Linked DNA regions of Homo sapiens: region 2 is linked to region 1. Evidence: chromatin loops called from intact Hi-C (ENCODE). Cell type or tissue: dorsolateral prefrontal cortex. All regions are shown on one strand. Links, peaks and the distances in the headings refer to the core of each region. The heading gives the core; the rest is flanking DNA.

What was found. A loop is a pair of places that touch in the nucleus more often than their neighbours do. Peaks named below come from ENCODE experiments on the same cell type or tissue, not always from the same donor. Only the 100,000 strongest peaks of a DNase experiment are listed, where the experiment ranks them.
Region 2: a loop joins it to region 1, with 2.3 times the contacts of the local background. A loop is called at or near these places in 2 of 110 quality-filtered maps.

The regions. Positions count from the first base shown.
Region 1 is chr3:64,101,869-64,117,170 of GRCh38, reverse strand. All of the region lies in intron 7 of PRICKLE2 (prickle planar cell polarity protein 2), which reads left to right. It overlaps PRICKLE2-AS1 (PRICKLE2 antisense RNA 1), which reads right to left. Exons shown (of 3, transcript NR_045697.1): 3 at 14,040-15,302. It overlaps PRICKLE2-AS2 (PRICKLE2 antisense RNA 2), which reads right to left and starts at 13,701. Exons shown (of 4, transcript NR_046701.1): 1 at 13,667-13,701; 2 at 12,438-12,678; 3 at 11,276-11,452; 4 at 10,813-11,157. In dorsolateral prefrontal cortex, for the core only: no CTCF peak of the experiment used is centred there; a DNase peak (open chromatin) is centred at 7,520; H3K27ac peaks cover 475 bases.
Region 2 is chr3:64,203,031-64,218,332 of GRCh38, reverse strand. The region is part of intron 1 of PRICKLE2 (prickle planar cell polarity protein 2); the gene reads left to right. Among named protein-coding and RNA genes, the nearest start is that of PRICKLE2, 15 kb to the left of the region's middle. In dorsolateral prefrontal cortex, for the core only: no CTCF peak of the experiment used is centred there; DNase peaks (open chromatin) are centred at 4,196 and 7,832; H3K4me3 peaks cover 1,226 bases; H3K27ac peaks cover 3,393 bases.

The sequences.
Region 1 (15,302 bases), core at 2,713-10,712:
AAAGTTTTTTACATGAGAAGATGTTGAATTTTATCAAAATCCTTTTCCACATCTATTGTGATAATCATATGGTTTTCGTCTTTAGTTCTGTTTATGTGAGGCATCACATTTATTGATTTACATATGATGAATCAAACTTGTTCCCAAGGATAAATAAAGTCTACTTGTTTGTGGTGGATAAGCTTTTTGATGTGCTGCTGGATTCGGGTTGCCAGTAATTTTTTAAGAATTTTTGCATCAATGTTCATCAAGGATGTTGGCCTGACTTTTTGTTGTTGTTGTTGTATCTCTACCAGGTTTTGGTATCAGGATGATGCTGGCCTCATAGAATAAGTTAGGGAGGAGTCACTCCTCCTCAGTGTTTTGGAATAGTTTCAGTAGGAATGATACCAGCTCTTCTTTGGACACCTGACAGAATTCAGCTGTGAATCCATCTGATCCTGGGCTTTTTTTGGTTGGTAGGCTATTTATTACTGCCTCAATTTCAGAGCTCATTATTGGTCTGTTCAGGGATTCAATTTCTTCCTGGTTCATTCTTGGAAGGGTGTATGTGTCCAGACATTTATCCATTTCTCCTAGATTTTCTAGTTTATGTACATAGAGGTGTTCATAATATTCTCTGATGGTTGTTTATATTTCTGTAGGGTAAGTGATAATATCCTTCTTGTCATTTCTGATTGTGTTTATTTTAATCTTCTCTCTTTTCTTATTAGTCTAGCTAGTGGTCTATCTATTTTATTATTTTTTTCAAGAAAACCAGCTCCTGGATTCATTGATCTTTTGAATGGCTTTTTTGTGTCTCAGTCTCCTTCAGTTCAGCCCTAATTTTGATTATTTTGTGTCTTCGGCTAGTTTTGGGATTTCTTTGCACTTGATTCTCTAGTTCTTTTAGTTTTTATATTAAGTTGTTAACTTGAGATCTTTCTAACTTTTTGATGTGAACATTTCAGTGCTATAAGTTTCCTGCTTAACACTGCCTTAGCTGCATCCCAAAGATTCTGATATGTTGTATCTTTGTTGTCATTACTTTCTAAGTACTTCTTCATTTCTGCCTTAATTTCATTATTTACCCAAAAGTCATTCAGCAGCAGGTTATCCAATTTCCATGTAATTGTATGGTTTTGAGTGAATTTCTTAGTCTTGATTTCTAATTTGATTGTGCTGTGGTCTGAGAGATTGTTTGTTATGATTTCAGTTCTTTTGCATTTGATGAGGAGAATTTTACTTCTGATTGTGTGATCTATTTTAGAATATATGCCATGTGGTGATGAGAAGAATGTGTATTCTGTTTTTTTGGGTGGAGAGTTCTATAGATATCTATCAGGTCTGCTTGATCCAGAGCGGAGTTCAGGTCCTGAACATCTTTGTTAATTTTTTCTTGATGATCTGTCTAATATTGTCAGTGGGGCTGTAAATCCTGCCACTATTATTGTGTGGGAGTCTAAATCTCTTTGAAGGTCTCTAAGAACTTGCTTTTTGAATCTGGGTGCTCCTGTGTTGGGAACATATATATTTAGGATAGTGAGATTTTCTTGCTGAATTCCACCCTTTACCATTACATAATGCCCTTCTTTGTCTTTTTTGATCTTTGTTGGCTTAAACTCTGTTTTGTCAGAAACTAGGATTGCAACTCCTGCTTTTTTCTGTTTTCCATTTGCTTGGTAGGTTTTTCTCTATCTCTTTATTTTGAGCCTGTGTGTGTCTGCATGGGAGATGGGTCTCTTGAAGACAGCATAATAATGGGTCTTGGTTCTTCATGCAGCTTGCCACACTGTGTCTTTTAATTGGGTCATTCAGCCCATTTACATTTAAGGTTAGTACTGATATGTGTAGATTTAATCCTGTCATCATTATGTTAGCTGGTTATTTTGCAAACTTGTTTATGTAGTTTCTTTACAGTGACACTGGTCTGGGTACTTCAGTGTGTTTTTACAGAGGCTGGTAATGGTCTTTCCTTTGCAAATTAAGTACTTCCTTCAGGAGCTCTTGTAAGGCAGGTCTAGTGGGAACAAATTCCCTCAGCATTTGCTTGTCTGAAAAGGATCTTATTTCTCCTTTGCTTATGAATCTTAGTTTGGCCGGATATGAAATTCTGGGTTGGAATTTCTTTTCTTTAAGAATGTTGAATATTGGCCCCCATTCTTTTCTGGCTTACAGGGTTTCAGCTGAGAAGTCTGCTGTCAGTCTGATGGGCTTCCTTTTGTAGATGACCTGATCTTTCCCTCTAGCTGCCTTTAACATTTTTTTCTTTTATTTTGACCTCAGAAAATCTTATGATTATGTGTACTGGGGATAATCTTCTTTTGAAGTATCTTAAGAATGTTGGCCTCTCTAGCTAGGTTGGGGAAGTTCTCATGAATGATATCTTGAAGTATGTTTACTAAGTTGGTTCCATTCTCCCCATCTCTTTCAAGGACACCAATCAGTCATAGATTTGGTCCCTTTACATAATCCCATATTTCTCAAAGGTTTTGTTTATTCCTTTTCATTCTTTTTTTTTTCTATTCTTGTCTGCCTGTCTTATTTCAAAAAGCCAGTCTTCAAGCTCTGAGATTCTTTTCTCCAGTTACTCTATTCTATTAATACTTGTGATTGTGTTGTGAAATTCTTGTAATGGGTTTTTTTAGCTCTCTAAGGTCAGTTATGTTTTTCTCTATATTGGCTATTTTGTCTGTCAGCTCCTGCATTGTTTTATCATCATTTTTAGCTTCCTTGCATTGGGTTTCAGTGTACTGAGCTCAATGATCTTCATTCCTATCCATATTCTGAATTTCATTTCTGTTATTTTAGCTATCTTAGCCTCAGCCCAGTTATGATTCCTTGCTGGAAAGGTGATGCGGTTGTTTGGAGGAAAGAAGGCACTCTGGCTTTTCGTATTTTCAGCATTCTTGCCCTGATTCTTTCTCAAATTTGTGGGCTTATCTACCTTCAATCTTTGAGGTTGCTGACCTTTGCATGGTTTTTTTTTTTTTCTTAATCCTATTTGATGACTTTGAGGGTTTGATTTTGGTATGAGATGGATTCAGCTGACTGGCTTCATTTTGGGGAGATTTTAGGGGGCCAACACCCAGCTCCCAACTGCTAGACTGTGCTCTTACTCTGGGGGACTTGTATTGGGCCCCAGCTTTGTTATCTGGCTCTGCGACATTTGGAGTCCACTGCACTGGAGGTGCCAAGGTGTGGCAGCTGTAACAGTGCTAGCAGATGCAGGGGTGCCTACCTCCCTGTGGGTGTTCACCACAATGACAGAGGCAGCATAGCTGGGTGGAGTGGGGGGCCCCTGCTGGAGATTATGTGTGTGGTTGTACTGGATATGGTATTGGCTTGGGGCAGGGTGCTGGCTGGGGCAGGTTTGGGTGCCTTCTCTGTGCCCTGCAAGCAGGAGTGATCCCTGAGGGTGTGGGGGTGTCCGCTGTTCTCTGTGCAGTATTAGTATAAGGGCAGGGTGCTGGCAGGGGCAGGGCTTGCTGGCTTTATGCCCACCAAAGCTCCATCTGCAGTGGTGGCTGGGGGCTGGGTGGGTGCAGACTACACTCCAGTGTGCTGGCAGGGCAAGGAAAGCAAAACCTATCTGTGCAGACATGTGCCAGCAAAGTGATGTAGGGCATTGCCATGGGCCCCGGGGAAGCTGCAGTATGGGGAGGGAGCATGTGCATGGCTGTATAGGCCACACCTCACTGGACTTCTCCACCAGTCAGGCAAGGTTCACTGGCACAGAAGCTATGCTGTGGGCCCCCAAGGTACCCAAGACTGCCCTCTAAGCAGGTGTGGCCAGGCTGGGGCCCCAGAAGAGGCCAACAGACTAAGGGGTGCACAGGTCAGACCAGCCCCATCTGATGTGCAAGACCACCCTTCAGCGATCAGGTCCAACAGTTCTTCTAGGGCTAAAGTCTCTTATGGGAACAAGTTGAGTCTAGGGGAATGGCCACCCCTGCCCGTGCTGCACTGCAGACACCCCCACAGCAAACCCTCTGGGCTACACATCAGCTGGCTTGTTGCCCCAACACTTCCCTAAGCAGCCCTCCCTGCCACCTCAAGTGTCCATGGTGGTCAAGGGGTCCCCCTCCTTCTAGGGTTCCCAAGGCCTGTGACAAGAGCAGGTTGCTCCTTGCCAGTTCAACTCACCCATTCCCCCTGAGCTGTTGTTGTTCAAAAGTGAGTCCTGCTGCAGGGTAGCCCATGCAGGGTTCCCAGATTTCTATGTCTTGCCTCCATCCATTCTCAGTGCCCTCCTTCTGAAGATCTGTTAAAAGCATGCCAGTCATCTCAGTCCCTCCTTGGGAGCTGTTCCACTTGTCTCCGTCTAGTCAGCCATCTTGCCTTCTCCCCCTTTGCTCATTTTTTAATGGAGCTGTTTTTTGCTTATTCAGTTAAGTTCTTTATAGATTCTGTATATTAGGCCTTGTCTGATGCACAGTTTGAAAATATTTCCTCCCATTCTGTGGGTTGTCTATTTACTCTGTTGGTAGTTTATTTTGCTGTGCAGAAGCTCTTTAGTTTAATTAGGTCCCACTTGGAGGTTAACTTTTTTTGAGAGCCCAAAACTTTGTCTGTCCTGTAACTACATCACATTTGCACCCATTCATTGATTAATTCAGTTATCCTTCCATTTATTTATCCCCACCCTTTATTATCCTTCATACCATACACCCATCCATTTAAAAATTATTCCATCTTCTTGTCCATTGTACCCATTTATCCATCTGTCAGCCAATCTAGTAATTGGTTCTGTTGTACATGAGGTCATGAACTGCTGTCCCACAAATGGCACTTTATCAACCCCCACCTGTAGAGAAGGGAGATCTTGAGAAGCAAAGATCCCAAGCCTAAAGGAGTACATTGTATTTTGCCTCTTAAATCCATAAACCACTTTTATCCAAACATCTAACCCACCTCATCAAGTTGGCTGAGACCAGTGGGAAATGCATATGTCTAATGGGGAAAGGAGGGGTGTGGACAGGCAGGTATAATAAATGTGTAAATTTGGCCAAGGGTAAGAGCATAGGTGATAAAGGTCCTGGTGTATCCCAACTTAAAAAGGCAAAAGGAAATTTAACCCTTGAGATTAAATAAAAAAGCTTAGTGTGTTGGCCACCAGGTGGAACCATGTGTGCCAGCCATACAAGTCTAGTGTATGAGACGTGCCGTTGAGGAAGTGTGTGTGTGTTGGGATAGGGGATTGTGAGTTCTGCATGTTTACCTTTTACATTGTCATGAGTGCATTCTTGCCTCTCAGTTATAATTTCTCATAAACATTATATAGCTGTATAACAAATAGAAATATGCAAAAATCACAAGTGACACCTCAGTGAATTATTACACTGATGGTACCATCTCCCAAGTCAAGCAATAGGCAGTGCCAGTAACCTAGAAGCTCCCTCATGCCCCCTCCCAGCCGCTGCTCTTCCTTCCTCTCCAAAGTAAGCACTATTCTGACATCTAACAGCATAGATGATTTGGGGTGGATTTTAACTTTCTATAAATGGGATATACTGTACATGTTATTTTATATCTGGTATCTTTTACTTTATGAGATTCATCCATGTTGTTGCATGTAATTCATATTTATACAATAGAAAACTATACATTAATAAAAAGGACTGTTTTCATTGCAGCTGCTGGTTAGAAGCTGGGGAGTGTCACTGGATCTGTACTTCTCTCTGCCTCCTGCCCCCTCAAATCTCTGACTGCTAGCACTCTGGCCACATTCCTTTTACTTTTTGTATTCACAGTAATAAAAGGCAGGAGGTGGGAGAAGAGTTCTCAAGTAGCTTCTGTATGACCTTGGGCAAATCATCCAAACTCCCTTTTCCCACTTAGAAAGATTGTATAACAATGCCCAGCAATTTCATATATGACAACATGCGTAAAAGTGCTTTAAAAGTGACAGATAAATATGGAGTAAAGGACAGTAAGAAGATTGAACATTTCATTGGTGTCCCCGCACCAGCACTGTTCTAAGTACTTTGTGTTTTAACCCATTTAATACCTTCTCCCTTAGGTTGTATGATTATTCCCATTTCACAGATGAGGGAACTGAGCACAAAAGAGTCCAGGCCTGCCTGAGAAGGCACAGCTTCAAGGGACAGAACTGGAAGGTGAACTCCAAAGCCAATGCTTTCACCAGTCCCCTGTGCTGCCTCTCAGTTACTTTTTATAATTTTGCCAGCAGCACATGAAAGACACTTTTTTTTTTTTTTTTTTTTTTTTTGAGATGGAGTCTGTCTGTCTCCCAGGCTGGAGTGCAGTGGCACGATCTCGGCTTACTGCAAGCTCCGCCTCCTGGATTCACGCCATTCTCCTGCCTCAGCCTCCCGACACTTTTAAAACCCAGAGTGGACTAGGAAGAACCTCCGTGTGGCTCCTTTTCACCTTCTGAGCCTCATTCCTGCTGCTGTCCTCCTTGCTCACAATGTTCCAGTGTCATTGCCCCTCTGCTACATCTTAGAGCTCGTGGCACCTTCTCTAGTACAAAATATTCTTGCTCCCTCTGCCTGGAACACTTTTCCCTGCCCTTGGCTGGGTGGGCTCCTTCTCATCCTTTAGGTCTCCCCATAGTCATCACCAACACAGAGTTCTTTTCCAGCACTCAAAGTAGGTCCAGTCTTTATTCTCTGCCATAGCATCCCCTTTATTTCCTTCCTAGTGATTATTATCTGTAACGGTCACCTTGCTATGCTGACTTGGTTATCTGTTCTCCCTGCACTAGGTCATATCCTTCTACGTTGTCCTCTTAAAGGGCCTTGTTCACAGTTGTGCTCCCAGTGCCTGGCAATAGCAGGGCTTTGTCAAAGATCTTTGAAGCAACTCAGTGGGTCCCCAGGTTCTTGGCTGCCCACTCTCTACCACTTGGGAGCCATTTAGCTTTTGTCCTCCTGTAGTCAAGTGTTTCCCAAGTAAATACAGCATGGTCTGCTTGTTGACCCAGACTAATGGGTTCTAGAAAGCAGCATGGGGTCAGTGTAAACCCAGAGCAAACTCTGGCAAAAAAATCTTCAACTGGTCTGAATTTGTTGTGTATCCTTTCAATTAGCAATATGCTTTGTGGCAATACAACCAGAATCCCCCATGGAGCTGAGTGGTACTAGTTAAAACTGACTCCACATGATTCTGGAAGATGTCCCTTCCTGGTTTCCTCCTTCACTTTTACAAGTGGTTTTAGTTAAAATTGACTCCATCTTTATTGGGGTCACTGATTTATCCGGAAGTTAATAGGATGAGCAAGGAAAGGGATAGAAGGTAAGAAACCTCCAATCCACACTCAAGTTTTTATCTGACTTGTCCTTGTAACTGTACTGGGTCTGTCAGAGAAGTGATTCTAGTCCCATTATAATGCTTGTCACTCCCCAACCTCCAGTTCAAAGGCAAGTCCCTAGAATGAATGCTGCTAAAAAACAAAGCCGCTATTGTTGGGAAAACCAAGATCAGTCCATGACCCTCTTTGGAAGCAGCTGGTTGTAAAGAGGCTGTTATTTAGTTTGGGCCTAAACAGCCCATGCCTGACTGAGAGGGAAGGCAGGCCAAGCCTGGGGGTGGGAGTGTGAAGTAAGAAGTTATGCACACTCCCCTCCTCCCCCACCCCTGCCCCAGGGCTTGGCCTCCCCTTTCCCTTTCCCTTCCCCAGTGCAGCTGGCAGAGGAAATCATTCCTTAGACTACCAGCACTGATCCTGGTAGCACCAGAGCAGATGACAGATGTGTAACTGACTGCAAGCCAACTTGTGATCTGCTGATCACCTGAGACCTGCTAGATAGGCCAGTGGCTGGAGTAAGGAAGTAAAAGAGATACATCAAAAACTCAGGATTTCAAAAGCTTCAAACCTGCCAGGAAAATTAGACAGCAAAGGCCTTAACTGGGGAGTTCTTGATAGCCACTGAGAGAAAGGAATGTGAATTTTCTGAGAAGAGTTTAGAGAGAAAATAACTTTTAGAGTTCCCCAGTTTTGGGGACATACCACACCCAACCAGGCAGAGCCCTGATAATCCTTCTCTAGAAAGAAGGAGCGGCAACCCCCATCGTGACGAGGCTCCTGTCTGCAGGATGGGGTAGAGCAGGTTTAACTCACTCCAACAACTGGGTGGACAGGAACAGAGCTCCCCTTGGGCTATGGTCAAGCAGCAGGTGGAGGACAGGATCTGTTAGAGCAGCGGTCCTCAGTTGGGGGCGATTTTGCCCTCCAGGGACATTTGGCACTGTTTGGAGACATTTCGGGGCTGTCACAACCAGAGGGATGTGTGACTGGCATCTAGTGGGTAGAGTCCAGAGATACTGCTGAACATCCTGAAGTGCACAGGACAGCCCACCAAACAAAGAATTATCCAGCCCGAAATGTCAGTAGTACTGAGGTTGGGAAACCCTGAATTAGAGTCTCTGAGAGTGTGAGGGTCTTGTTTCCTGGAGTAGAAGCACCCTTGTGTTGCAAAGAAAATCGTCCTTGAAACTCCCATCATCTTGGTGTTCCTCTAACTCTCATGAACATGAGAATCACCAGGGATCTCGTTCAAATGTGGATTTGAATTCTGCAAGTCCGGTGAGGGCCTGAGAGTCTGCAACCAGCTCCCAAGGGATGGCATCGTGGCTGGTCCACAGATCACACTTTCGAGTGCATTCATATTGTCCCACTCTCCTCTTTCTGTCCCCACCCCCAGCCTTCTTTGTCATACTCTGTTTGAGCCATTCCATGCCCTGTCACCAAGAAACATGTGGTGGCGTTTAAGCTCCACTGCCCAGATGACAGTATCTCTCCAGCTGTTGCCAATTTGAAGTTCGGGATGTTGAGGAAATCGATTGACTTAGTTGGAGAAAGGATCCCAAGGGACCTGATCAAGCTACCGCCACACATGCTTCAAACAAACAAATATGTACCTTGGGACACTTTTTGCACGGTCTGAGAGGCTTCAACTGTGTAGCGCCCATGACTTCGGGGCTGTTCAGGCTTGCCGCAGCATGCTAAACCAGAGGTTGACAACCTGTGTCTATAAAGGGCCAGAAAGTAAATATTTGAGGCTTTGCAGGTCATACAGTCTGTCACAACTCCCCAAATCTGGAAAGCAATCACCAACAACATGCAAATGAATAGGTGTAGTTGTGTTTGAATACAAATTTATTTACAAAAACAGGCAGTAAGCTGGATTTGGCCCATTGCCACTGTAGTTTGCAAACCGCTGTTCTAAACAATTCCATTTTCTCCATGTTTCTATCTCAGCAAAAAAGAAAATAAAAATCATATAGGAAAGACCCTAATGAAAGGGAGCTACGTCATCAGTATAAGTTGTAAATGTCTGGAGGACATGGTTGAATAGATACTATTTCCTTTACTGCACAGAAATGTGAAATATGAATGCTTAAAAAAGTTATTTTTTGAAAGGCTCTGGAGTGCAGTGGTGTCATCATAGCTCACTGTAACCGTGATCCTACTGCCTCAGCCTCCCCAGTAGCTGGGACTATAGGTGCACACCACTATGCCTGGCTAATTTTCTGTTTTTTGTTTTTGTAGTTAGGGGGTCTTAGTATGTTTCCAGGGCTGGTCTCATACTCCTGGGCTCAGGAGCTCCTCCCACCTCAGCTTCCCAAAGCGCTGGGCTTATAGGAGTGAGCCACCGTGCCTGGTAATGTATCTTTGAAGTTGGCAGAAACACAGCTCTCTGTCTTCTGGTGCGGAGTGGGATAAGACAGGACAATAAATAAGGAACAGAAAGATGTGCCTAAAGTCTGCCGTTCAATCTTAGTCTTTTTCTTCTTTCTGGACTTGCATGCATACATTTTGCCCACAAAGACATGTGGGGGAGGGGAGCCAGCAAATATTTTCTTTCCGTTCCATCAGACCTTGAGCATTCTTTGAAGAACATTGATTTTCTCGCAGAGGCCAGTTTCTGTGAGACCTCCTATTTGTAGAGAGGGAAACATTTCTCAGACAGAAATGCCAGTGTACCATAGAATGCCCCAAATGCACCTTCATGCTGGCAGTTAAACCACAGAGAACCACAGGCTGAATTGGATGCTGACCTCTCTTTGTAGAAGCACAGCCAAGGATCTTAAGGGAACCTGCACCCCTGTGGTGCATGGACATTTGCGTAGCTCCCAGTCACACTGACCCTTGGGATATGGATAAATCACTGCGTTTAACTCTATCATCACCCTGAGCACCTCTCATAAAGCCTGCATTATTTGGCAGGGAAAAACCCTCTCTGTTAATTAAGAAAACAGAGCTCTGCTTGAGAGGGAAATGACCTGATATCTGTGTCTCCTTGCCATCAGGTGGGATTCTTCTGCCAGATCCTCCAGAGGATGTAGGGGTACTGATACTGCCCTGGACTATGTGCTGCAGCCAGAGTTCTCTGGCAAATTTAGCTTGCAGCTCCCACCTCCCTATCACACATGTGCTTGAGCACGCACACACAGACACACACACACCCCATGGCTTAAACAACAAGAAAAGAAAAATGTGTTTATTACAGGAGAGTAAGGGCATGTTAGAGCCCCATTAGGTTGGATTCTATTGATTTGCATTATTTTGACACTGTGTCGTGTTCAGCACAGACAAATGGAGTGAAGAGTTGAGCTTCGTCTGTGTAGAGGAGGAATCCCAGCCACGGTTTGGAGGCACAGATAATTTACAACAGTGGCTGGCGTTCAAGTGGATATCAGTGCATCAGGCCCTGTTTCTCAAATTCATTAATCCATACAATCATGCATTCAATGATATTTGTTTGCCTGTAACATATTTGAGTCTTTGCAGGTCATACAGTCTGTCACAACTCCCAACTCCAGAAAGCAACCCTCGACAATATGCAAATGAATAGGTGTGGTTGTGTTCCAATACAACTTTATTTAGAAAAACAGGCAGTGAGCGGTGAGCTGGATTTGGTTCACTGGCCATTGCAGTTTGCAAACTCCTGTTCTAAACAGCTCCATTTTCTTCATGTCTCTGCCCCAGCACATAAATAATAAATAATATAGGAAAGACCCTACTGAAAGGGAGCTAAATCATCAGTATGAGTTGTAAATGTCTGGAGGGCATTCACAGTCTTGAGGCATGCTTTCTTTCCTTGGGGAATTTTAGGCCTTACTAAACCTTCTTCCTGCATACTGAATACCAGGTATGAGGTCAGGGCTAGCAAACAGGAGCACAGTTTCTGCCCTCTTGGAGCTGCTGATCTGTCAAGAAGACAGAGATGAAACAACAACTACACAGATGCACCATAGTCATGATGAACCTTAAAAAGGAAAGATATATTTTTCCTCATCTAATCATCACTACAGCTTTAGTACTCACTTCCTGTCATTATGCCCATCTTACTGATGCATCTCAAGAGGTTTACAAATTTCCCCAAGTCACCCAGCCAGAAAGTAGCTCTCCAGTTCTGTTCGTAGTTAGAGGGGAAAGGAGTGCTTCTCAAGTTGGAGTGTGACCTGTGACAGTACAGTTCCATCTTGGGGACAGTATCAGCTGCTAATTTAAACACATCAACAGAGCTGTGATTAGTAAGGAGAAAACATTTCTGCAGTGCAGGGAGCTCATTATAAATCACGTGTACTTTGACTTTAAAATTGGAGAAACCCCAGATGGTGGGCTATATAATGAATCACCAGAGATGGAGATTGACAGGTGTGATCATGGTATTTTTTTCTGGATGTTTGGAATCCCACCCATGTGGATCACAGCACTGACCCACTCCAGGTTGGAGGGTGGTTGCTTTTTTCCAAGCTGTGGGTAACATGAGAATCCATTTACGTTTATTCCATGAGTATGTATTGAGCACCAAAGGGTACTGGGCACTGCTAGCTCTGCAAGAATACAGTGAAGAGTAGGGAGAAGATCCTGGCTCCCAGGGGATTCATTCAGCTACAAACTTACATATGACCTTAATAAGTCAGGGTGAGTAGTTTAAAAAAGGGTCAAGTGCAATAGTGAGTGGTTGGCCAGAAGACAACTAACTTTGCTACTTTAGAAGGAGTGTTCAGAAATGACACTGCTGAGGAGGTGACATCTACACGAGGACTTTAACAAACAGAAGTCAGGCATGCAAAGGGAAGAGTTTTCCAAGGCCTGCTGGAATAAGCTTATTGTTGTGTTTGGGGAGACAGGGAGGAATGTAAGCACAGCTGAAGCAGAGTTAAGCGAGGAGGAGTGTTTAGTTGATTATCTTGGAGAAAGAGAAGAGAGCCAAGTCACGTAGGGCCTTAAGGTCTGCGTAAGGATTCTAGATTTTGCCAGTAATGAAAGTAACCACAGAACTACCCTTTCTAGAGGCAAGTACACAGTTATTGCTCATCTTTGGTCAACATTGGCCTTTCTGTTCATGCCCTGCATGCAAGAAGACCCTGGAGGAAAATCTGAGTTAATGAATCAGAAGAGAGGCATTTCTCCTCTCTAGAGTGAGCAGGTAGTATTTCCAGTCCCACCCACACATAGTCCAGGGGAATGAATGGCTTACATTTAGGTGAAACTGATAGTAGATGCTGGGCTTGTGCAACAGGACCCTCCTGCTCTGATCAAGCTCTTTTGTTTTTCAAGGGGGTGCCTCAGGTTATCCCGAGCTTTCCCGGGATGCAGAAGCCTGATACCAGAAGGCAGTACACCTCCCAGCAGAATAGAAGCTGCTCTTCTTCGAGGTCACCTCCTCACGGAAATAGGAATCTGTTCACAAGCAGGATGCTCTCAAAAACATTTCACTTCTGGGCTTATGAAAGACAGGTTCGGGAAAACAGCATGCTGGGGAATTAATAGTATTTGCTAAGTTATTTATGCTGACCCTAATTCTACTCAAGAGCTAGGTTGGAAAGCCCTGCAAAGATCATTGTGTCCACCTTTTGTTTCTAGACATGAGTTTGAAGATGTTTTCTTTCCTTTCTTACTAGAGTTCATCCACTCAAACCACTCATTCATCATCTTAGGTTGTTATCCTCTCCTCTCTGCTTTCATATTGGGGAGGCTCTGGAAGTGATTAGGCTGTTGTAAATCGGCTTTTATGATTTGTATGTAAGAGATAAGCAGCAGAGTAAGCAAGCGATTGGAGGCCCCAGCTGCTATTGCCCTGACAGTTATCCCAGGAACGAAATTGAAACAAAAAATTACTGGAGTATATGATATTTAGCTGATTAATTTCTTTATAGGCATATCCAATGTTAAAATTTGACCCTTTAACAAACATTGTTTTATTTTTTATTTATTTATTTGTTTATTTTTTGGAGACAGGGGCTCGCTCTGTTGCCCAGGCTGGAGCACAGTTGCACAATCTCGGCTCACTGCAGCCTCCACCTCCTGGGCTCAGGTGATACTGCCACCTCAGTCTCCCAAGTAGCTGGGACTACAGGCACGCACCACCATGCCCAGCTAATTTTTGTATTTTTAGTAGAGACAGGGTTTCACCATGTTGCCCAGGTTTGTCTTGAACTCCTGAGCTCAAGCAGTCCACCCTCCTTGGCCTCCCAAAGTGCTGGGATTACAGGCATGAGCCACCACACCTGGCCAAACGTTGCTTTACTTTTACTCCATTTTATTGAGATATAATTTACACAGAATAAAGCAAACCAATATTAAAACTACATCTCAGTGAATTTTTACACATGTGTATTGTTTTACAGCCACCATCCAGATTTAGTTATAGAACAATTGCAGTGCCCTAGAAGCCTTCTTCATACCCCCTCCTCCCACTGCCCTGACCTGTATCACTATAGATAGCCTCAGCCTGTTCTTGAACTTCATATAAATGGAATCATACAGCACATATTCTTTTTGCATGTCCAAGCATTTTCTATGAGATACATCCATGTTCTTGGGTGTAGTTATTCGTTCTCATTATTGTGTAATATTCCATTTTATCAGGGTTTCTTCTGAGACTGTTGACAGTTTGGTTTGGAAAATTCTGTGTGGAGGCAAGGAAGCCATCCTTCACACTGTAGGATGTTTAGCAACATCTCTGGCCTCTACCTACTAGACGCCAGGAGAATCCCATCCTAATAGTGACAACCAAAAATGTGTCCAGATGTTTCCAAATTTCCTTCAGAATTAAAAACCATCATATCAGATGAATATATTCTAATGTTAAAGAAACTTTTTATTTGGAAATAATTTCAGACTTAAAAAAAGTTATAAAAATAGAACAAACAACACCTGTAATGTACTCTTTACGTAGATTGATCCATTGTTAACCTTTTGCCACATTTGTTCTTTCATGTTCACATGCATGCACACACACGCACACACACACACATTTTATTTATAAACCATTTGAGAGCAAATTGCATCCATCTGGGCCATTTACCACCATATCCTTCCATATATATTTCCCAAGAGTAAAGATCTTCTCCCACATTATCACCATTATTAATTGACCACAGTAAATTTAGCATAATACTTTTATCTATTGCCCATGTTCCATTTTTTTTTCAGTTGACCAAAAGTTATCCTTTATAGAGGCAGTCCCCAACCTTTTTGGCACCAGGGACCGGTTTTATGGAAGATAATTTTTCCACAGACTGGGGCCAGGGGGTGGGGATGGCTTTGGGATGGTTCAAGTGCATTACATTTATTATGTACTTTATTTCTATTATTACTACATTGTAATATATACTGAAATAATTACACAACTCACTTTAAGGTAGAGTCAGTGGGAGACCTGAGCTTGTTTTCCTGCAACTAGACAGTCCCATCTAGGGGTAATGGGAGACAGTTATGGATCATCAGGCATGAGATTCTCGTAAGGAGCACACAACCTAGATCCTGCATGAGCAGTTCACAACAGGGTTTACACTCCTATGAGAGTCTAATGCTGCTGCTGATCTGTCAGGAGGCAGAGGTCAGGCAGTAGTTGGAGCAATGGGGAGTGGCTGTACATGCAGATGAAGCTTCCCTTACTGACCACTCACCTCCTTCTGTGTGGCCCTGCTCCTAACCAGTCTGTAGCCTGAGGTCTGGGAACCCCTACTTTATAGCATTTAGTTTCCCTAAAGAGCAGGTTCCAGTCCAGGATCAGGTATTATATGTAATTGCCATGTTTCCCTCGTACCCTTTCATCTAGAACATTCTCTCAGTCTTGTCTGGTCTTAAGACTACAGTCCCTTTTTTCATAACAAATGTCCCTCCTTTTGGCATCTGTCTAATGTTTCCTCCTGAATGCATTCGGGTAATACATTCTTGACTGGAATACTACATAAGGGATAGTGTGCCCTTCTGAGTACATCTCAACTGGAGGCATGCAGGGTGCAGTTGCATCTCACCAGGGATGTTAAGTTTGAACTTAAGGTCAAGGTGTTGTCTGATTTTACCTTTGTTTAGTTACTAATTCTTCCCTTGCAAC
Region 2 (15,302 bases), core at 3,711-11,710, 100 kb before region 1:
CTTGAGATTATAAGAAGTAGATGTTTCCCAGATGAGGTTTTATTGTTTTTAAGTAAAAAATGTTCTGATTTATATAAATTAAGGTAAAAGGCATTGTGAAGTTTCAAAGAGCACAGGTGTTTGCTCTGTTGTCACCTGGGGTGGGGAGGAAGTGGTACATGAAAGGAGTATTCTGGGGAATGAGGGGTTCTGGTTAACTGAGGTTTTGGCTATTTTAAATTAAATCCCAGTTCATTATCCGTCTTGGTTTTGTAAATTTGTACAGTATGACAGATACTTTTTCTGCCTTAATAGGAAAAGCAGGGTTAGCCCAACTGAGTATATCTTGTGATTCAGGCTGTGGCAGCCATGCAGATTATTGTCCTGAAAATGAATCCCAGTGATCCTATTTTGTAAGGAAGCCCGAAGAGGTTGATTGTGAACATTATCTGAGTTTGATATTTGTCACCTCACTAGACACCAGGCTGTTTGGACTTTACTCTTATAAATGTCCTGACCATATGATTAGTATGTCAAATATGTGGCACCTGTATCACCATGCTCCAGTCTCCTTAGTCCACTTCAGACCTCACAAATAATCGACACGTTTTTTTCTGTCCAGCCCCAATGCATCCCCAGAGTCCTTCTCAACACAGCACTGGAGGCAGCCTGTACCCATGAGTTACAGTTGGCCCAGGAGATTTACACTACATGCTAACCCAACCCTTGGATACCCCCTGGAAGTTGATTCTCTTTCCAGTTTAGTAAATACGTATTGAACACCTACCAATAGCCTAAGTGTGCTGGAATGAAACCCTATTTTCCATTTACTCTGTATTTTATTCGTTCTTACGAATGTGAATGTTCTGCAGGCTTACTGAAAGTTTTAGTTAATTACTTAATGGGTACAATGTACACTATTTACGTGATGGATATACTAAAAGCCCAGACTTCATCACTATGCAGTATATCCATGTATCAAAACTGCACTTGTACCCCCTAAATTTATACAAATTAAAAAGAAAGTTTAATTTTTGGTAAATTAAAGTTTTAATAGTCTTTTTTTCTTTCTTTCTCTGTAATATACATCCTTTTATTCTGATTAATACCTTAGGGCTCCTGTCCCTTTTCAGTACCAGTGATGTAGGGTCTTTCTCCAGGTCTCCTGCTGTGATGCTGTCAGAGGAATACCTCCTTTACAAGGGGCTGTTTTCTGTAGGCATCCTCCTGGCAGTCCAGCCATTGGTTAGGTAGTCAGGGGATATGAAGTGCGTGCTCCTGGCACAGCAACTGCATAGCCCTCAGCTACAGCTCTCCCCTTCCCCTGACAGCTTATCCAGCAAGAGTCAGAACTTCATTTAAATCGCTGCCTGAGTCTATTACTTGCTTTTGAGTTCATCATCTCAGAAGTTGCCAGGAAAGCCTGTCAAGACTAGAAGCTTGCCACGGACTGGAAAGATGACACCCCCACCCTTGCATCCTGTGGAGGTTGGGCCACTCCGAAGTGCCTGCCTCATTAGGAAGGAGGGTGAAAATGCACAGCAAAGAATTCACGTGCTCCTCTCTCAACAGGAGCTTCGATTCTTGCTAGACTGGCTTCTGAAAGGGGAATAAGTAGAAAGCAGCATAATCACAGGGCCTGACTGATCAGAAAGCTTGAACCTGCCTTCTTTTCACTGTGTCAGTTTGGCTGCCTAACCAGCTGCCTAAACACTCACGTTGTTTGCCCTTGTAATGCTTAAAAATGGTTTTAAATCCTGCACCACTGAATTGCTAAGATGCAGCATCCTAAATGGTAACTATGATATCATGTGCTATTTTGAATTTTTAAAAGAATGTTACAGAGAGTGAGAAATAGCAATTGAGCATCTGCGAGATGTAAGGCGCTGACTTTGGCCCTGTGGGTAGTTTAAAATATCACAGCCGGTCTTTTGCACTTAACCAGTTTTCCAAACCAGATGTTTTTAGCTTAGGATCCCTGGACAGCAAAGGACTGGACAGAATTGATGAACTTTCTGAAATTTAATGCAAAATTTTCTGTGAATGTGCATATGTCCATTTTTTAAGGGAGAGGATCCCAGCTTTCATCAGATTTTAAGGGCATCAAGTCACCCGAAAGGTTTAAAACTGCTAAGTTGGCTGGTAGGTTGTTGTAAACTCATCCAGAGAAATCTCTACAGGTTAATGTGAGACTGGAAAAAATAATGTTTTTCTGCCCCAGAGCAGATAGCCCAGAGAAATGCAGCATTTTTCTACATGATTACCCAGGAGCTAATGTTAAACCCTGCGGAGCTAGAAGGAGAGAGTTACCTGATTTTCTTCCATTCTGTAGATGAGTAAATTGACGGTCGTGGTCTCAGATGCCAAGGCCATAGGAGTTCTTGTTCCTTCTATCTCTCAGATAGTTTTTATTGTTCACTCAACAGTTTAACAACCTTTTGAACATTTGCTGTGTGCTAGGCCAGAGTTTTTCAGTATTTCTGTACTTGAGGCGTTCTTTCAAATACTTGACATTTTGCAGTACAGTAACAGAATTAAATTACTACACTATAGTTATGGTACATTGTCAGCTGTAATATATTTTTCTCTACCTCATCTTAAGCTTTTGCATACTTTCATTTAATTGAGGACAAAGGCAGTCTTTCTTTAATGTGATCTTGGCCAAACACTACTCGTCATGTAGTTGAATCACATTCTACATTTTTGACATCATTGTAGCAATATACATTTTCAGTTATTGTAAAAAAATAAATATGAAAAATAAAATTTACGCTTTGGTCATATCTTGTTAGTAGCTCACTGGTTGCAGTTAGATTTCAGACTAAGTATTAGTCAAAATTTCAAAGAGCTACTTATTGAATGCTTATTATTCTAGATAAAGGATTTTAAAATTTACATTACAATGGGAAAAGGTATTTTAGACACACCAACAAATAAAATGGCGTCTGATGTTAAGGAAAAGATGTCTTTGGTTGATGATGGGAATAGTGAAAAGCAGACCAGCTCCTGAAGTACTGAGGGAAGGGTGTTTTGGGCCGAGGAGCAGCTGCTGCAAAGATCCTAAGAGAGGGAAAGCCTTGGCAAATTCAAAGGACAAATAAAGACTGCTGAGGCTGGAACAAGATGGGGAATAGAGTAGAACAAAATAAATTTGGGGAGAGAGGAACAGACCAGGTTATATAGGGTCTTGTAGGCTATGGTTAAGGAGTTTGTGCTTCATTCTCACTGTTGTCAGAAGTTAATGGCACATTTTAAGCAGGAGAGCTGAGTGTTATCATCATTGTTTAAAAAACAAACGGTGGTGGAAATTAGATTCTAGAAGGGCAGGCATGGAGGCAGGAAATTAAGAAGTAGGCTATTGTAGTAGCTCAAGCAGGAGGTAATGGTGAGTTGGAGTAGGATAGTAAAGATAGAGGTGGTAAAAAGAGATAATGAATAAATGACTAAGACTCATCCCGTGCACCAAGGAAGTCCACGGTCCCGGCTCCTCCTTGTTCGTTTCGTCAACTATGCTAAAAGTGTGTAGGCGTTGCTACATCTAGCAGGCTTGGGACGCAGTGCGGGGGCTGGGATGGAGGAGGGGTACATCCTTCAACCAGCACCTTGTCAAATCGGAGTAAAACAAATTTTTTAATATTTTCAAAACCTTACTCCTGTAGACATGTGAATCCAATTCATCAAGGGCTTCTTTCCAAAAAATCATGAAACCAGGAAATGATATTTTCTTTCTGTGTACTTTCCTCCTTCCTTTCACTGCTGTAAGAATGAGGAAGCGAGTTGTAGCTCAGAACAAAACCACAAAAACCTTTCCATAGATCCAGCTCAAATCAGGGAAATCAGCATCTCACTTTTGCTGCCTGTCCCTCCTGTAGAAAACCCTGAGAATTTTGTTTGTTTTGTTTCTTTCTTCGGACTTGACTAAAGCCAGGTCTCTCCTGAAAATAATGTCTTTCCCTGTTGTGTCTAACTCAATCTGAATTGAGGGGCTTTACATCCAGCATTGGTGTCTGGTAAACCTCCAATCGCTCGATTCTCTTGTTTCGCAAGTCCACTGGGGTCGTCCGGAGCCTCTGGCCTCCTTTGCTGAGCAACATGGATTTCTGGGAAGTTTTTCCCTCCAGCACTTCAGCACAGATATTAAAGGGCCCCTGTCAAGTTTTGAAGGGTGTGACCATTGCCAGAATCACCACAAGCCAAGCCCCTGAGGGATTCCGCTGCCAGCTGGCTCACGTCCATACCAGAGATGGCTGAATTTCTGTGGTTCTCTGTGCATGGAGCTGGCCCAGTTCCCCTGGATGAAAGGCGGCCTAATATAAACTGAAAATGTTATTAATAAGCAGCCACTTAAGAATTTCCTATGACTTGCCAGTGATTTGGGGGCCTCTCTGTGAACAGGGGAAAAAGCACATCTTGTTTTACATGGATTAAGGGACCAGTGCAGCCAGTCTGGAGGGGCTGCCAAAAGGTATTCAGGTGTTTGGTGAAGGGCTTTGGGTAAGTTCCACAAACTCGTTGAGCCTTGGTTGTCCTATCTGTAACATGAGAAGGATAACAATAATTTTCTTCTCATAGTGTGGTTTGAGGATTAATAAGAAAAGCGTGGAAAGCGTTTGACACAGAGCTTGGCACATACTCAGAAAATGTTTTCTGAAAAAAGTTGGAGAAATCACACCCCCAAAATGAAGCCAAACTGACCTTATGCCCCTGGGCTCAGGGGAAAATGAGTAAACTTGGGGTTCCAGATACCTCCAGCATTCAGTAGTAACCACAGTACTTGGCTTCTCTGAACTTCACTTTCTTCATCTATAAAGAACCCCTGCTCTTCTGACTAACCTTGTAGAGATTATTGGCAATTCAAAAGTTACATGAAATGAAAGGGCTTGGTAACTCTAAAGTCCTTGATTCATCCGACAGGTCATTAATTTACTGTCTAACCTGTCTGCCTTATTGCAACTTGGTATGAAAAGAAAGTCATGGCCGGGCACGGTGGCTCACCCCTTTAATCCCAACACTTTGGGAGGCCAAGGCGGGTGGATTACCTGAGGTCAGGAGTTCGAGACCAGCCGGGCCAACATGGTGAAACCCCATCTCTATGAGATATAAAAAATTAGCTGGGCATGGTGGCACATGCCTGTAATCTCAGCTAGATGGTGGAAGGCTGAGGCAGGAGAATTGCTTGAACCCGGGAAGCGGAGGTTGCAGTGAGCCGAGATTGCGCCATTGCACTCCAGCTTGGGCAACAAAAGAAAAATTCCATCTCAAAAAAAAAAAAAAAAGAACAAAAAACAGTCATTAGTATGACCTTGAAGGATTAAAAACTTGGTCAAGGATACATAATCCTTTGGTAGGGATAATAATGAAATTACCTTGCTCAGTCCAGCACACCTTTAAGTGTACACTAAGGATTTGCTAAGATTTATCAAAATGAATTGTTCACCACCCGTCTGTTTTCCATTGATCTCTTTCCATCCTAGCTGGAAATAGATTAGTAGGGTCTAGGTTGACTTCTAGAGAACAAGAACCCTAAATACTTTTGTTTGTTTGTTTGTTTGACTTTGTATCCCTAGACATAGGGTAGGACCTAGCACACTGGCACATAGTCAAGTTTCATTATACCAAGAATGTTGTATATATTAAGTTGTTAAATCCTAGTGGCAACTCAGTGAAGTTAGGATTTGAGCCCAAGTTATGGTAACCACAGAATCTAAGATCCTAACCCACTGTGGTATACTGCCTTTAAGTACTTAGGGAATATTTTATGCCTCAGATCTTGTCTGTATAAGTTTAGCCAACCTCGTCCACAAAGAAGGTAGAGACTAAACAAGTACTTCAGCAGGTGGCATGGAAGAGAAAAGCAAACGAAGAGGTGTTTTGTGGAGTCTTCTGATCCTTGCCTTGAAGTTTGGAGATGAGGTGTGTTAGAATTCAGTTTTCATTCATTTCCTCAGAAATTGGTCCCCCAAAGGATTTATCTGGAAAGGAGGGGCTCTTAGAACTTGCTCTGATAAATGTCCAATGAAGCAAAAGTGTGCATGCCATAAAATCACAGGTGGCATGTAGACAAAGTGAAGTGGAGAAATATATCTAGAAGGAGTAACCAACTCTATCTACCATGGTTTATTCTTTGCAGAACAGCAGGTCTGACAGGCAGCTGAGGAAATCGGAGCTTTTCTAGATACCCCACAGCCTTGCACAGGGATACAGTGATGTGGGGATGCAGGTAGTAGTGTTGCCATGGAGACACCATCAGTGGCCAAGCTCTTCTCCTTTGAGGGCTCACTCCGTCTACTCATCACGAAGTTGAATTAGCTCTCTATGTGCTTGGTAGGCAGATTCCTCACTGGCTTGTGAACGCTTTTAAAATAAAGCCAAAACTCCTTCCCAGCTGCCATCTTGTTACCATCCTAGACTCCTGTCAACATCTCAGTGACAGCATGTTCTCTCCCCCTGCCATGACTTTATTCACCTGTTAGGACTACTTTTTCATTATCTTTTTTCCTAGAAACCTCTCCTACTCAGTAACCTTTGGGTCCAGCTTCCTCAAGCAGGCCTTCCCTGATCTGTTGTTAACCAGGAACCTTCTGTAGCACAGTGGCTAACACATTAATGATGGCCTAACAAAAGAGTCGCAGTACCAACCACTTTCTTTGTTTTAAAACTTTTTATTTTGTAAAATTGCAAGGTTAGATCAAAGTTACAAGAATAGTATAACAAACTCCCAAACACCCTTCTAGATTTTTCTGTTAATATTTTGCCACATTTGTGCTGCTTATTCTCTCCCTCTGTTCCTCTCTCTTTCCACACACACAGGCATATACACATATCATTTTTGTTGAACCATCTGAGAATAAATTGCAAACATCATCCCTTATCTGTATACATTTCAGCATCTTTCTCTTCAGAACAAGAACATTCTTTTAAATATCTTTTTCACAAGAACTCTCCACTTTGAAATTTATGGTCTAGCTATTTCTGGCTGTATCATTGTGTCAGATAGAAACTCCTTTTTATTTTTTTAACTCCTTGCAACACCTACCACAATGCATGGTACACAGTAAATTTTCAGTGAATTATTGTTTAATAAATGAAGTTGACTGCCACAAGTATTTCGGCATTGCCTCTGTTCCGCCTTTTGGACTCATGGTTCCTGCTTCTGTAGAAACTCTACCTTGTTGGTTGAGCCTGCTTGTCTTGCCTGTGGGAGAGGGCAAAGAGCACCAAGGAGTGGTCTTCAACCAATGGCTGTTGAGAGTTGGTTGATAAGTACCCCTACTTCCTTGACTCTCAAGGGGAATGTATCTGAGGAATGTTCTGTACTGTCTCCCAGAGGTCCTCAGCTGAAATGAGTTCTGGTTGCTCAAAGCTGCTACCTGTTCATTAACTTACACTCTATTGGCATCCTACCCTTCCCCACTTTCATTCTTCTGTTCCCTGTCAGGCCTTTTTGGGATCTTCTCCCACAAGATTCAGATACCTTCCAAGAGTCTGATTCTGGGGAAAACCAATCTAAGATACTGCCCCTCAATGACTGAGGCATCATTTCTGCAAATCAAAATACAGTAAGAGATCTTTAAATTATATGTTTCCAAGCAAAGTCACCCAGGAGGCTTATTTTTAAAAGGGAAGGAATTTCCACTGCTCAAAAGTTACAAGATAAATTAGTCTAAAGTAAGGCACTGCATATAATTCTTCATTGAAGCATGAATTGGCATATTAAAAAGAGGAAACAACTGCCCCTGAAAATTACCCTGTACCAACTTCAGCAACCCCTGGGAGAGAGAAGCACTTCTTGGTGCAGATGGCCAGAGCCGCTGGAGCCCAGCCGGAAGGGAGGGAGTTGGATAGGACCAGGCAGTGTGGTCTTGGCACTCAGCACACACCAGCCTCATACCCAGCTGGCCCCGTCACAGTCTCCGCCCTTGAGCTTCTGTGTTTATTAGGAAACCATTTTTCCTTTCTCACAGAGATAGAAATCTTGCTCCCAGACATGGCAAGTGTCAAGGTTCATGCCTGGGTCCCTCATTCAGACTGAGTGTTTGCCAAAAAAGGGGAAAAACAAAGTATTGTGGCTAGGGGCAGGGAGTTAAGGAGCCAGTAAGACTGCAAATAACAGGATATGCTGACGTCTGGGTATCAAGACAGAGGGATATAGAAATTCCAAGGAGAAACGGGTTAGGGAGGACGCGAAGTTTCCTACACCCACTAAAATGGCACCGTCCCCTGAATTTCACATCTGTGCTTGGGCTTTGGGACAGGCAGTGGCCCAGCCAGTTTGGTCACTGTCATTAATCTAGACAGTGGTGGAGGAGGAGGGAGGCCACAATATCACCTTCTGAGAATGACTCACACAGTGCTCTTCCCCACCTCAGGACCTGTGTGCTCACTTCTTCTCTGCCGGGAAAACTCGTACTCTGATTTTTCTCATATCTGCCTCATAGTCTTCTCATCACAACTCAAATGTCACTTCAGTGGGAGGCCCGTCCTCACCCATCCTCAGTTCCTCTCTTTCTGATTTCCCTATTTCTGTCATAACACTTATCACAATCTGTAAATGGCAGGTTTATCTGTTTGTTTACTTAACTGTTGAGTGTCTTCCTCACTTGGTTCAAAGCTCCACGAAGGCAGGCATGTTGTCTGTCTTAATGACTGTCGTGTGCCCAGCATCTTAGTGCAGTGCCTAACACACAGTAGCTGCTCAGTCAATGTTGGTGGGTGAGTGGGTGGGCAGTTGGTTGGTTGGTAGGTTGGTTGGCTGGATGGATAGGTATGGATGTATGTATGGATATGAATGGATGGATAGATGGGTGGATGGATGGATAGATGTGGATGTATTTACAGATATGAATGGATGGATAGATGGATAGATATAGTTGTATGTATGGATATGAATGGATGGGTAGATGGATTGATAGATATGGATGTATTTATGGATATGAATGAATGGATAGATGGGTGGATGGATGGATGGGTAGATATGGATGTATGTACGGATATAAATGAATGGATAGATAGGTGGATGGATAGATAAATATGGATGTATGTATGGACATGAATGGATGGATAGATGGGTGGATAGGTGGATAGATATGGCTGTATTTATGGGTATGAATGAATGGATAGATGGGTGAATGGATGGATAGATATGGATGTATTTATGGGATGTATGTATGGATATGAATGGATCGATAGATGGGTGGATAGGTGGATAGATGTGTATGTATGTATGGATATGAATGAATAGATGGGTGGATGGATGGATAGATATGTATGTATTTAAGGATATGAATGAATGGATAGACAGGTGGATGGATGGATAGATATGGATGTATTTATGGGATGTATGTATGGATATGAATGAATAGATAGATGGGTGGATGGATGGATAGATATGGATGTATGTTCGGATATGAATGGATGGATAGATGGGTGGATGGATGGACAGGTAGATGGATGGATATGGATGGAATAAGAGAAGGAATATTTTGACACTGTACCTAAAACAAGGTAGGAGAAAGCACTGGTTTTAGAGTCAGATGACATAGGTCCTTAACTTCAGTCAAGTCACTTATGAGTTTATCAGCTAAATTTTTATATCTGTGAAATGGATAAAAATGCCAACTTTATAGGACTGCTGAGAGAGAAATGAGATAAATTAAGTGAAAATTATTGAATATTATAAACCTTCACAAGTATGAGCAGTTGTGTTAACAGTAGAACATAGCTGCTCTGTTCACCCCTCACCTGCCATCCTCAGTCAAAGCACAGGTTGAGCTAGAGCAACAGGAGTCAGAGCCTGGAGGTCACACCTGCCACCTGGAGGCCTTGATCTTTTGGAGCAGATTTTTACCTCTTGGAACATTCCCATTTGATTTCAGGCCAGCCTCTACGAATATATTTTCTTCCTTCCTTTCTGGCGTTCTGACTCTCCGCTTACCCCTTTTGCGAGGGATGTATAAGGTAGGAGCTGAAGCCCTGTGTGGGGGTCACATGATCCATACAGTTCTTGAGGAGCGTTGCTTGTGCTTTTTGTGATAGCTCAATTTTAACAACTCTGACCTGTTCAAGGCAGGATTATCTCAGCAATATCTTAGGGCAGGCAGACCTTGCTTCCAGTTCTTACAGACTCAGTGAAACACAACCGGGGAATGCCTTTCTTGCTAACAACAGCCACTGTCCTTTCATTTGCTTACCTTTTCTAGGCAGCCTGCAGTCTAGAAAAAGCTCTCTTTACCCAGACACCTAATTCCCTCCTAAAACCTGACGGAGGTGTTACTAAAGGGCAGTACACTTGAGAAGAATGTTTGGTTCATTTTAGGCTGGTGTTGTGCGTGCATGTGAAGAGTTGATGCTTTCATTGGAAACTCAGGGAAAATGGGCTACAGAGCAGATGGAGTAAGTCAGGCCGCTGCCCAGCTCCTCCTGCGTCAGCCTTTCCCAGAGATCTATTATATGGTTTGAAGTGATGTAAGTTATCGCAGCATTGGAGGTTATATGACTAGCGTACAAAGACACAATTCAAAGCCAAGTCTTAGTGGTTTTAAATTATCCGTGCCGCATCTCTCTCCACTTGCACAGAAAATTGCAAGTTGATAGCTAGTGAAATCTGGTTGTCAGATTTTTTTTTTATCGAAGGGACCTAACTTTTAACTCTGTGATACCCGTAAGTATATGTTATATGTAATTCCCACGTTGGAGGTATCTTTTACATTACATAAGTGGATTGTTGATCCTGCTGCAGGGCACCAGTTCAGAACAGACCCGCTTATCTGGATTGAATAATGCACATCTATTTGCTGAGAGTGTTGTGTGTGCATGTGTGGGTGGCTCTGGCTCATGTCTTGTCGTTACCGGCCAGAGTCTTATCCCCTGGCTCTGGCTGATGAGGAACACGTAGAATGAAGTCTGGTCTCCAGTTTCTTAACACTAAGGGAAAAGAGGACCAGCAGCTGTTTCTGTTTAATGGTGATTATCTTTGGGATTGTGAGTGTTTTGAAAATTTTTTACTCTTACTTCTTATCTGTAGTTTCTGATTTTTTCTACATTAGTTGTATAGTTGTATATTGCTTTTTAAGGATAAGGAAGTAATAACTTTATAATAAGTATAATAAGGAGGAAAATGTTTTCCTCTTTTTTTCTTATTAAGAATGAAAAGAGAGCTGGGCACAGTGACTCATGCCTGTAATCCCAGCACTTTGGAAGGCTGAGTCAGGAGGATTGCTTGAGCCCAGGAGTTCGAGACCAGCCTGGGTAACATGGTGAAACCTCATATCTACAACAAATACAAAAATTAGCTGGGCATTGTGGCATGTGCCTTTAGTCCCAGCTTCTCAGGAGGCTGAGATGGGAGGATTGCTTGAGCCCAGGAGGTCGAGGCTGCAGTGAGCCATGATCACACCACTGCCCTCCAGCCTGGGTGACAGAGCAGACCCTGTCTCAAAAAAATGTGTTCTTTTGCCTTTAGTGAGCTAGAGTCATGGAAGAATTTAAATACCTAGGATACATCTGTTATTTAGCAAAAAGCAATGGAGAGCTTTGGGTTATTTTAGCCCTTGTTTTAAACAAAAGTGTGTTTTCCCACCTCTGGCCTTGCCTGCCTTGGGCATAGCCATGTTGAATCCTATGTTGTGCATTCCTTGTCAGTCACTTGGTTTGTACTGGGGCTGAACCACTCTTTAAGCAGTCTGCCCCTTGTCCCTGTGCATGAAAGTGGCCTGAACCTGATCTAGCCATGGACTTGGGACAGAGGAGCCCACACCACAGGGGAGGTGGAAGTCAAGACAGATGGCAGGGCTAGCAACAAGAGACACTATTCTCATGTCTGATGTAGTCTTGCCTTTCACCAGTGCCTTTTCACACCCCACTGGGTACCCAGCTGAGTGGCAGGAGGGCCTAGTGATGCAAGAGGTTAAGACATGGTGGCAAGGAAGGGCTGGCATAGATTCTTTGGGACAGTTTGAAAATGTACATTGCCCAGAGTTGCTGAGACCATCGATTATATTGGTAAAACCCACACCTGTTTTTAAACCACACTCTACGGCACTCCTTTCTGACTAGGAGGCTACTACAGAAGAGTGGCCTTGAGCTGTGCTTGGAGGACCGGCTGCATCACAATCACCAGGCACACTGGTGAAAATGCACATTCCTGAGCCTGCCTCAGACCTATCCAATTATAGTCACTGGGACATCCTACTATTCCCCATGCATCTCCATGTAATGTCTTGGCAACCAGATATACAGTTTCTCACAACTAGAATTATTATTTATCTAAGAGTTTCATGATTAGGAATTATTTATTTCTTAAAAGCCGTTAATAGCCTCTATATTTTTTCTTCTTTCCATCTAGCAAATTACCAAGCACCTACTTCATATTTTGGCACATGCTAGAAATGACTTCGTGGAGTCTAGGAAATATGGTGGTTTTTAGCCTTGTGGCTTTGGAACCTTGAGAATTTCAAGGCCATGAATGTGCCTGGAGTTTGGGGAGGAGGTTGAGCTTAGGAGAAGTTGGGCTCATAGTCTTCTTCTCCACATCAACTTGGGCAGCCCTGTTTTCTGTTTTGAGTTTCCACTTATGAATTCTTTTACAAAATGTATTTTCCTCTTATTAAGAAGCGGGGGGGAATAAAAGAAACAGAAAAGTAAAAAACAGGCTTAATGATGTTTGCAATCCCATTCGAATCTCAATTTCTACAATTTGCTACTTGAACTTGTCAAAAATCATGTTCTAAAGGAAGATCCCTTTTTTGCCTTCATCCTATCACTTCTCACATAAAACAAGACCTTGTGGTTCAGGGTTCGGTGTTGTAAATAACCTGTCAAAATCTCAAGGATAAGTATTCCTGCCACCAACCCTGTCCCCAGTCTACTCATGATGAATCCTTTCAAGTAATGGCAGGCAAGTTAATTGGTATAGATTGTTAGTCATTTTCCAAATGATAACGGCCACTGGTGCAGATGACCAAGCTACTTGGAGATAGTTAAAGAGAGGGTCTCCGCCTGACAATACTGTGTATGCCATGAAAGGGCTAATTATGGCTGCTGAGATACGGAAGCCATGATTTAATGCTGCAACTTTGGGGTAGAGGATTTGCAGAGGTTGTTTTGGGGTAGAGGAGAATGCAGAATCTCCTCTCTCTAAATCATGCCTTATTCCTCAGAAACCTGTCATTCACAAACCCAATTATGTGCAGATAGAATGTCAACTCTGACAGAATGAAGCCAATGCACCCTTTGTATGTTTTTTTTTTTTTTTAACGAAATCCTGCTTTGCTAGCAGGTTCTATTTTCATAAATGTCTATTTAAAAAAAAAGCCAAATCATATATTTCCCCACACACTTCCGAATATGTTTCATTCAGGTTAAAAGCTTTAATCAGTGTGTTGAAAGAGAGCTGTTGGGTGTTGCTGTGTGCATTTTGCCAAAGGGGGAGAGATGCAGGAATGAAGAGAAATCCTCTTAGCATCACTTCTGACCCTCTGCCCCCTTCTGAGGGTCTGGGCCTTGGGTTCCCAATTTATACATGGAGGTTATTAAATTAGCCATTACCAAAGGTTGTCATGGAATCACTCAAAGGTTGAAAATTCTTTACAAAGAAAAATGTCTTGCCACGGGAGTGCCAGTTAATTATAAATGAGAAGTGGAAGGCGGGCAGCTAGCATGGAAAACAGATAAGGTCCTTGTGGCTTTGAGTTACTATTTAGGGTTTTGGTTTTTTTTTTCCTTTTCTTCCCCCCTCCTTGGTTTTGCTTTTGCGTGTGTGTGAGGTTTTTTGTTGTTGTTGTTGTTGTTGTTCAGAAGTAAAAGGGTATTCTGTGGTTGGAATCAGATAGATTTTCTATAAGTAACTTTTTGCTTCAGTGGTCAGTTAGAGCCTACTTTGAGTCCATGTTCTGCTCACTATTTAGGGTTGATCAACTGCTCTGAATAGTTCAGTTGCTTAACTGCTTACAAGCCACTTAACCACTCTGGGCCTTTGTTTTCTTCCGTGGGAAGTGGAGATAATATTTCCTTTCCTGGAGGACTGATGGAAGAGTCTAGGATCATGTATGTAAGGTATAAAGCAACTTAAATGCCAGGCATATGGCTCGGTATATGTCCCCTCCCCATCCTGACCTCCCATATCCTGCTTCTTTCTGGTTTTCAGTAGCACTTGCTGCCTTTAACATACTTTGTGATTGAAAGGCTTGTTATGTGTATTGTATGTTTCTCCCCTCTGAGAACGTAGGCCAAGAGGGCAGGGATCTTTGTCTTGGTTGGGTACCCAAGTACCTAGAGCAGGCCTTGGTACGTGGTAAGTGCTTGATAGTTATTTGGGTTTTTGTTGTTGTTGTTGTTGTTTTGTTTTTGTTTTAGAGTGTATGTGTGTGTGTGTGTGTTGAGACAGCATCTCGCTCTGTCACCCAGGCTGGAGTGTAGTGATGCGATCTGGGCTCACTGCAACCTCCACCTCCTGGGTTCAAGCGGTTCTCGTGCCTCCACCTCCTGAGTAGCTGGGACTACAAGTGCCCACCACCATGCCCAGCTGATGTTTTTTTTTTTTTGTATTTTTAGTGGAGACATGGTTTCACCATTTGGCCAGGCTGGTCTCGAACTCCTGGCCTCAAGTGATCCATCCACCTCGAGTTATTTGTTGAATGACCACATGGGGCCTCAGCCCTCCCCATCGTCTCTTTTCTGTTTATCCTTCTACTTGTCGATGCTCATTCTGGATCTGATTCTGCACTCCTCCTTTGTTTTCTTGTTATCTTTATTCCTTCTCCTGGATCCTCAGTTCGTTAAATCATGTCCATCCGGCATTAGTGTGCTCTTCCCTGCATAATTAGTATGTGAATAAATGAGTTTAATTGGTGGATATTTTGGGACTGAATTTGGTAAAAGTTTTCTACATTTTGATGTTCAAGTATGACTTTCTAGTAAAAAGCATTAGTCACCAAAGAGCTTAGTCAACTTACTTAAACACATTGAAACTTGTTTTTCCTTAAGTCATAAACTGGCATAAAAATTTCTTGGAGAAATAAACTGACTGCTTCCCAACAGACCTGACCATTGTGCAGTAGCTGATTAATTAAAGAGTTACTATTCAAATGAGCTCTGACTATTTTTAAAAGCAACAACCAGGGTTTGGATGGAACTTCTTTGAGTTGGAGATGCAAACGAGATCCAAGGTGTGCATTCTGTCTGGTGTATATTTCTGATTTGATGAGAAGCAGAAAGTGGGGGAATCTGACAAGCCAAAATCAGTTTGGTTAGACTAAACTGATTTCGTTTCTTCAAGTACATTTTTATGTTGAAATTTAGGCACAACACATTAATAGAATAAAGAC